Linked DNA regions of Homo sapiens: region 2 is linked to region 1. Evidence: read pairs that join two places in POLR2A ChIA-PET (ENCODE). Cell type or tissue: PC-9. All regions are shown on one strand. Each heading gives the region's core, and the rest is flanking DNA. Links, peaks and the distances in the headings are about the cores only. Region 1 has its middle 4.7 kb from the start of ELOA. Region 2 overlaps LOC105376861 (a long non-coding RNA gene).

Region 1 (4,329 bases), core at 286-4,285:
GTATGTATTCACTGGGGGATTACCATTGTAACCCTTGGTTTACACACGAGTGTTCAACACAGGAATGAGATCCCTAAGGTCAGAGGCTATTTACCCATCTTCAATCAGCAACATTTAGCACATAGGTGAGATTCAGTAAGTTTCTTGAAAACTGAAATAATTATTATTAAATTTAAATTATTAAATATAAGGCTAGCCTGACGTGTCATCTGAAAACCTAAGAGGGGCTCCTCAGCTCTCTTATCAGCACTACAGAGCCCTCTGCGAGAGTAACTAAAAGACCCATCCTATTCTGTTTGGGAGATGAATTCAAGGCTATACTAGGGGAGGAGGATGGGCAAGGAGGCTCTCATCTGCTCCGTACACTTTTTTGAATTTTTGCAGCAAGTATAGTCTACTCAGTATAGTCTCGTTCAGTCGCCCAGGCTGGAGTGGTGACGCGATCTCGGCTCACTGCAAGCTCTGCCTCCCGGGTTCATGCCGTTCTCCTGCCTCAGCCTCCTGAGTAGCTGGGACTACAGGCGCCCGCCACTACACCCGGCTAATTTTTTTTGTATTTTTAATAGAGATGGGGTTTCACCGTGTTAGCCAGGCTGGTCTCGATCTTCTGACCTCGTGATCCGCCCGTCTCGGCCTCCCAAAGTGCTGGGATTACAGGCATGAGCCACCGCACCCAGCCCTTACTTTATTTTTTTTTGAGACAGGGTCTCACTCTGTTGCCCGGGCTGGAGTGCCCTGACACATTCACGGCTCACTGTCAGTCTTGACCTCCTGGGCTCAAGTAATCCTGTTGCCTCAGCTTGGGACTACAGGTGTATGCCACCATGCCCAGCTAATTTTTTTATTTTTATTTTTTGTAGAGAAAAGGTCTCACTAGGTTGCCCACGCTGGTCTTGAACTCCTGGGCTCAAGTGATCCTCCCGCCTTAGCCTCCCAAAGTGTTGAGATTCCAGGCATGAGCAACTGCACCCAGTCTGGTCTATTTTTATAATGAAAATAACTTAAAGGTATTTTAATTTTGGAAAAGAGTAATCCTAGGCTGGCTAGCATTAGAGAGATTTAAAACACTGAAAGACAAGTTAAAAAAATTTTCAGGCCGGGCGCAGTGGCTCATGCCTGTAATCTCAGCACTTTGGGAGGCAGAGGTGGGTGGATCACCTGAGGTCCGGAGTTCGAGACCAGCCTGGCCAACATGGTGAAACCCCGTCTCTACTAAAAACATGAAAATTAGCCCAGCGTGGTGGCACCTGTCTGTAATCATAGGTACTCAGGAGGCAGAGGCAGGAGAATTGCTTGAACCCAGGAGGCAGAGGTTGCAGTGAGCCAAGATTGCGCCATTGCACTCCAGCCTGGGCAACAACTGTCTCAAAAAAAAAAAAAAAAAAAAAAATTGGCCGGGTGTGGTGGCGGGTGCCTGTAATCCCAGCTACTTGGGAGGCTGAGGCAGGAAAATCACTTGAACCCGGGAGGCGGAGGTTGCAGTGAGCTGAGACTGCGCCATTGCACTCCAGCCTGGGCAACAACTGTCTCAAAAAAAAAAAAAAAAATTGGCCGGGTGTGGTGGCGGGTGCCTGTAATCCCAGCTACTTGGGAGGCTGAGGCAGGAAAATCACTTGAACCTGGGAGATGGAGGTTGCAGTGAGCTAGACTGCACCATTGCACTCCAGCCAGAGCAACAAGAATGAAACTGTCTCAAAAAAAAAAAAAAAATCAACCATCTTGTCCTCATAGCAGAGAGGAGCCCTTTCATAAAACAGTCAAGTAAGATTCTGCGGGCCTGACAGTGTGCTAAGTGAGGCATGGTGGCTCAAGCGGGCTTCCTCCTTGGACCTCTTCTGCCGAGAGGTCTGCCACTCTATCTTAGCAAGTAGGCAGCATCTGAAGTTGCTTGGATGGTGGTGTAAAGAACAAAGCTTGGAGCTTAGTGACAACCTGGGCTCCAATCCCAATTCCACCAATGCTAGCCATGGCTCCTGATCAAGTTACTTAAACTTGCTGAAATTTTTTCCTCCTACTGTATAGATATCCTGAGGCTTATTAATATGTCAAGTAATTGGCATATAATAGGTCTTTTTGAAAAGGCAGCAATTATTGGGGAAAATGCATTGCCTTGGTAAAGAAAATATAATGTGCTGCTGTAAAGCAAGATATAAAATCCTCCATCTGGCAAGTTTTTTTTGTTTTTGTTTTTGTTTTTGTTTTTGTTTTTGTTTTGAGACAGAGTCTCGCTCTGTCAGCCAGGCTAGAGTGCATTGGCAGGATCTTGGCTCACTACAACCTCTGCCTCCCGGGCTCAAGCAATTCTCCTGCCTCAGCCTCCCCAGTAGCTGGGATTACAGGTGTGTGCCACCACGCCTGGCTAATTTTTGTATTTTTAGTAGAGACAGGGTTTCACCATGTTGGCCAGGCTAGTCTCGAACTCCTGACCTCAGGTGATCCGCCTGCCTCAACCTCCCAAAGTGCTGGGATTACAGGTGTGAGCCACTGTGCCTGGCCCATCTGGCCAGTTTTGTTCTGCACAGCTGTGGCCACTGTTCTCTTCCCCATGGGTTCATGTTTCTGAATTGACTACACTCATCTTTGTTTCACATCCTTCAACCAACATTCAGTTGGTTATTTACTTACGGATGGCATCTTTTTGGGTTTCACAAACTGAATTCACCCTCTTCAAATATAGTAATGGCATGTGGAGACTGCCAGCTCCAGGGTGTAGTGTTTGAGATTCAAAATCCACAACTTTCACATAATGTCTTGAAAGGTGGATGAAACTTTCCACTAACAATTTAAAGATATCAGACCTAGATAACCTCTGAGGCCTTTTGTCAAAAGAGGGTAGAACACAGACTTCTCTCTGCTCATGACAAGCAGTCTACTGAGAATCTGTATTTACTAGGGGGAAAAAAGCTACCGTTAAAATTAAAAAGTAGGTCGGGCACAGTGGCTCATGCCCGTAATCCCAGCACTTTGGAAGGCTGAGGCGGGTGGATCACCTGGGGTCAGTAGTTCGAGATCAGTTTGGCGAAACCCCGTTTCTACTTAAAATAAGAAAAATTAGCCAGGCTTGGTGGTACATGCCTGTAGTCCCAGCCAGTCCGGAGGCTGAGGCAGGAGAATCGCTTGAACCTGGGAGGCGGAGGTTGTAGTGAGCCGAGATAGTGCCACTGCACTCCAGCCTGGGCGACAGAGCAAGTACTCTGTCTCAAAAAAAAAAAAAAAAAAATTAAAAAGTAACAAGTATACTTTGATACTGTTAAACTTTATGGATTTATATAAATTGTATCCAGGTGGAAGCCTGTCTGCAGGCCTTCCCTTAGCTCTTTATCTTGTTTTATTTTTGTTACAGCACTTAGACAATTTGAAATTACCTTACTTAAGTGGCACATAGCGCACTTAAGAGGCACTTCTTATAGTCTCTTCCCAATATGTAAGCTCCATGAGACATCACTGTAGCTAAAACAGTGCCTGGTTACCTAATAGGCGCTCCATATTTTTTTTTTTTTTTTTTTTTTGAGACAGAAGTTTCACACTTGTCATCCAGGCTGGAGTGTAATGGCACAATCTCGGCTCACTGCAACCTCCACCTCCCGGATTCAAGCTATTCTCCTGCTTCAGCCTCCAGAGTAGCTGGGATTACAGGCGCCTGCCACCATACCCAGCTGATTTTCGTATTTTTAGTACAGACGGGGTTTCACCATGTTGGCCAGGCTGGTCTTGAACTCCTGACCTCAGGAGATCCGCCCACCTTGGCCTCCCAAAGTGCTGGGATTACAGGCGTGAGCCACCACGCCTGGCCAGCACTCCATAAATATTGACTGAGATGAATGAAAACTTTGCCTACCAGCATTGTTGTACAGATCACATGAGAAAACACTTGGCAAAGTGCTATAAACAATGCTCATTTTACTGATGAGTAAACTGATACTTAGGAAACAAGTGACACCGTGCCCTCAACCCCAGAAACTGAGAATGTGGTTGTGGTCTTTGCTGAGAGTACTCTTGGAACAAAGTTGTTAGACAAAGTGTGAGCTGCTGGGCATGGTGGCATGCACCTGTAGTCCCAGCTATTCAGGAGGCCTGAGCCCAGGAGTTCTGGGCTGTAGTGCACTATACCAATCAGGTGTCCGCACTAAGTTTAGCATCAATAAGGTATACCCCCAGGGAGCTGGGGACCACCAGGTTGCCTAAGAATGGGTGAACCGTTCCGGGTCGGAAATGGAGCAGGTCAAAGTTCCCATGCAGATCAGTAGTGGGATCATGCCTATGTACAGCCACTGCACTCCAGCCTGGGCAACATAGTGAGACCCTGTCTCAAAACAAAACAAATGTGTG
Region 2 (4,468 bases), core at 298-4,297, 92 kb before region 1:
AAGACCCTCATCTCTACAAAAAATACAAAACAAAAAATTTAGCTGGGTATGGTGGCATGTGCCTGTCATCCCAGCTACTTGAGAGGCTGAGGTGGGAGGATCACTTGAACCCAAAGGCTCAAGGCTGCAGTGAGCTATGATTGTGCCACTGCACTCCAGCCTGGGTGACAGAGAAAGACCCTGTCTCAAACACACACACACACACACACACACACACACACACACACACACTTATCCATTTGTCATTAATTATGGTTAATTAATAGGATATACATGTCACCAATTTTTTGAAATTTGCTTTATGGACCAGAATATCATAAACATTCATAAAAGTTGACACTGACTAAGTTCCACTACTGTAAAAAGTCTGCTATTGCTCTCACAGGATTTGCAGAAAGGCAGATGTTGGATTTAAACATTATTATTCCCACTTGCAGAAGAGATGTCATCTGCTTTTAAGGAAAAGCTATAAACAGAAATTTGCTGTTGTGCATTAGAAATGCAATCTGAGGCCAGGCGTGGTGGCTCATGCCTGTAATTTCAGCACTTTGGGAGGCCGAGGCGGGTGGATCACCTGAGGTCAGGAGTTTGAGACCACCAGCCTGACCAATATGGTGAAACCCCGTCTCTACAAAAATTAGCCAGGTGTGGTGGTGGGCACCTGTAGTCCCAGCTATTGGGGAGGCTGAGACAGGAGAATTTCTTGAACCCAGGAGGTGGTGGTTGCAGTGAGCCAAGATCACGCCACTGCATTCCTGCCTGGCGACAGAGCAAGACTCCGTCTCATTAAAAAAAAAAAAATTAAAAAGAAAAAAAAAAGTCCTGGGAAAAAAAACTATTACCATAAAATCTGAAGGTCTGAGAAAGGTGCACAGAATTGTGGTGAATCTTATTTACTACTGCGGTCTTAGCACCTAGCACCAACTTGTGCCTTAATCACAGCAGCCATCTCTTTTAGTAATTTGGAGAGAAAGGAAGAGGAAAGAGGGAATAGTGTTATCATGTAGCAAAGAAAGCATTCTCTAGAGTCAGATTTGGGTCTGAACTTACCTACCATACATGATCTTAGAAAAGTTATTTAATGTCTCTTAAGCCTCCGTTTCCTCATTTCTCAGATGGAAAGAGTAACATTTATGTTGCAGAGTCTGATTACTCATGAAAAGTTACTATATATCACAACCAATACAGAAAATATACTTAATAAATGGTAGGGGCTATTGTTAATAATTATTGTAAGCTTTGTAATTGAGGGTGGGTTACAATGCAAAAAAGGAAACATCTTGGTTAAAATAAGATTCCAACTAAGGGTGACCCTGAGCAAAGTCTGTAACAGTTGCTAGTGTTACTCTTTCAGTATTTACTTCATGCCACCAAATGTGCCTGGTATTGGAGACACCACATTCAACAACCAGTTAAAGTCTCTGCCCTTTAGTTTAGACATTTGCCTCAGAGCTGTGCTTGTAAGTTATTTACTTTTGAGAATTTGCCAACAAGGGCTTTTAGGGGGGCAAACAGAGGAAGGAGAGAAGCCTCGTGTCTGTGACAATTAGGAGTAGTAGGGACTGGGGAGCTGGCAAGGGTATGCCTTGCCTAAGTCTTTTTTTCTTGTGCAGTTACTTATTTTTTTTTATTGTTTAAAATATATATAGCATAAAGTTTACCATTTTAATTCAGTGCCATTAAGTACATTCACATTGTTATACAACCATCTCCACTATCCAGAACTCCTTCATATCCCAAACTGAAATTCTGTACCCATTAAACAATAACTCCCAATTTCTTTCCACTCCCAGCCCCCAATAACTACTATTCAACTTTCTTTCTCTATGAATTTGACTATAATAAAGTCCTCATTGTAATAGTTAGGATTCTCCAGAGAAACAAAACCAATAAAAGATGATATATAGGCCGGACCCAGTGGCTCACGCCTGTAATCCCAACACTTTTGGAGGCTGCTGGAGCACCTGAGGTTAGGAGTTCAAGACCAGCCTGGCCAACATGGTGAAACCCCGTCTCTATTAAAAAAAAATGCAAAAATTAGCCAGGCGTGTTGTTGGGTGCCTGTAGTCCCAGCTACTCGGTAGGCTGAGGCGGGAGAATCGCTTGACCCGTGGAGGTTGCAGTGAGCCAAGATCGCGCCACTGCACTCCAGCCTGGGCAACAAGAGCAAAACTCTATCTTAAAAAAAAAAAAAAAAAAGATATGTATATGTATGAAATATGATCTGCTGTCAGCAAGCTGGAGACCAAAAAAAGCCAGTGAGGTGTAGCTCCAGTTGAAGCCCAGGGGCCTGAGAATGAGAGGAACCAATGGTGTAGTGTAAGTCCCAGTCTGAATGTAGAAGAGAGAATTCTTCCTTCCCCACCTTTTTGTTCTATTCAGGCCTTCGAAGAATTGGATGATGCCCCCCACATTGAGGGAGTAATCTGCTTTACTCCCTTTACTGATTCAAATGCTAACCTCATTCAGAAATGCCCTCACAGACACACCCGGAAATAATGTGTAGTCAAATATTTGGATACCCTGTGGCCTAGTCAAGTTGACACATAAAATTAACCATCACACCCACATAAGTGGAATCATGAAATTTGCCCTTTTGTGTCTGGCTTAGCAGAATATTTTTAAGGTTTATCCATGTTGCAACATGTGTCAGAATTGTATATCTTTTCAAGAATGAGTAACTATTGTAGGTATACAATATAGCACATTTTGTTCATCCATTTATCTGTTAATGCACATGTGCGTTCTGTACGCCTTTTGGCCATCACAGATAATGTTACTATGAGCAACATTATTGCTCATTGTGTTAGACAGGGTTCTCCAGAGAAACAGAACCAATAGGAGAGTTTTTATATATATATATATATATATATATATATATATATATATATACACACACACACACATATGCATATATAATAAGTATATTATATATAAATATACTATATAAAAATATATAATTATAAATAAAATAAAATATAATATATTTATTATATAATTTGTTATATAATAATTTATAAGTATATATTATATATTAATATATTTAAAATTATATATGTAAATTTATATATACATAAAAGCTACTCAGGAGGCTGAGGTGGGAGGGTCACCTGAGCCCAGGGAGGTGGAGGCTGCAGTGAGCTGTGATTGCACCACTGCACTCCAGCCTAGGTGACACAGTAAGACCCTGTCTCAAAAAAAAAAAAAAAATTAGGCTGGGCGCGGTGGCTCACACCTGTAATCCCAGCACTTTGGGAGGCCAAGGTGGATGGATCACTTGAGGTCAGCAGTTCGAGACCACCCTGACCAACATGGTGAAACCCCATCTCTACTAAAAATACAAAAATTGGCCAGGTGTGGTGGTGTATGCCTGTAATCCCAGCTTCTCGGGAGGCTGAAGCATGAAAATTGCTTGAACCCAGGAGGCGGAGGTTGCAGCGAGCTGAGATTGCACCACTGCACTGCAGCCAGGGTGATAGAGTGAGACTCAGTCTCAAAAAAATAAATAAATAAAACAAAAATAAAAACAAACATTACCATATGATCCAGGAATTTCACTTCTAGAAATATACTGAAAATAATTGCAAACAAGGAATTAAACAGATATTCACATACCAATAATGTTGCTATGTTGCTCATAAATATATATTCTTGTATATACAGAATATAAATATATATGTATATTTATAAATAAATTTATATTCTATACATTCTATATATAAATATATAAATAAATATATTTATATTCTGTATATACAAGAATATGTATTTATGAGGAACATAGCAACACTATTGGTATATGTACATATGTTTAAGTCCATGTTTTCAATTATTTTGGGTATATTCCTAGAAGTGAAATTCCTGGATCATATGGTAATTTTTATTTTTATTTTTTATATTTTTTCAGACAGGGTCTCACTGTCACCTAGGTTGGAGTGCAGTGGTGCAATCACAGCTCACTGCAGCTTCCACCTCCCTGACATTTTAACAATATTAAGTCTTCTTGGCTGGGTGCTGGGACTCACATCTTTAATCTCAACACTTTGGGGCACCAAAACAAGAAAGATCACTTGAGCCCAGGAGTTCAAGACCAGCCTGGGCAACATGGCAAGACCATTGTCGGCCAAAAAATTTAAAACTTAGCTGGTTGTGATGGTGCATGCACCAGTGGTCCCGGCTACTCAGGAGGCTGAGGTGGGAGGATGGCTTGAGTGCAGGAGGCTGAGGCTACAGTGAGCTATGATTGCACTATTACACTCCAGCCTGGGCAAGAGAATGAGTGAGACCCCATCTAAAAAAAAAAAAAAAAGGCTGGGTGTGGTGGCTCACGCCTGTAATTCCAGCACTTTGGGAGGCCGAGGAGAGCGGATGACTTGAGGTCAGGAGTTTGAGACCAGCCTGGCCAACATGGTGAAACCCCGTCTGTACTAAAAATACAAAAATTAGCTGGGCGTAGTGGCAGGTGCCT

The links. ChIA-PET counts read pairs that join two places held together with the same protein. Peaks named below come from ENCODE experiments on the same cell type or tissue, not always from the same donor. Only the 100,000 strongest peaks of a DNase experiment are listed, where the experiment ranks them.
Region 2: POLR2A ChIA-PET joins it to region 1 with 6 read pairs; 9 of 35 experiments call an interaction of 5 or more read pairs at or near these places.

What each region holds. Positions count from the first base shown.
Region 1 is chr1:23,736,590-23,740,918 of GRCh38, reverse strand. No RefSeq gene overlaps it. Among named protein-coding and RNA genes, the nearest start is that of ELOA, 4.7 kb to the left of the region's middle. In PC-9, for the core only: no CTCF peak of the experiment used is centred there; no DNase peak of the experiment used is centred there.
Region 2 is chr1:23,828,538-23,833,005 of GRCh38, reverse strand. All of the region lies in intron 1 of LOC105376861 (a long non-coding RNA gene), which reads left to right. Among named protein-coding and RNA genes, the nearest start is that of HMGCL, 5.3 kb to the right of the region's middle. In PC-9, for the core only: no CTCF peak of the experiment used is centred there; a DNase peak (open chromatin) is centred at 2,545.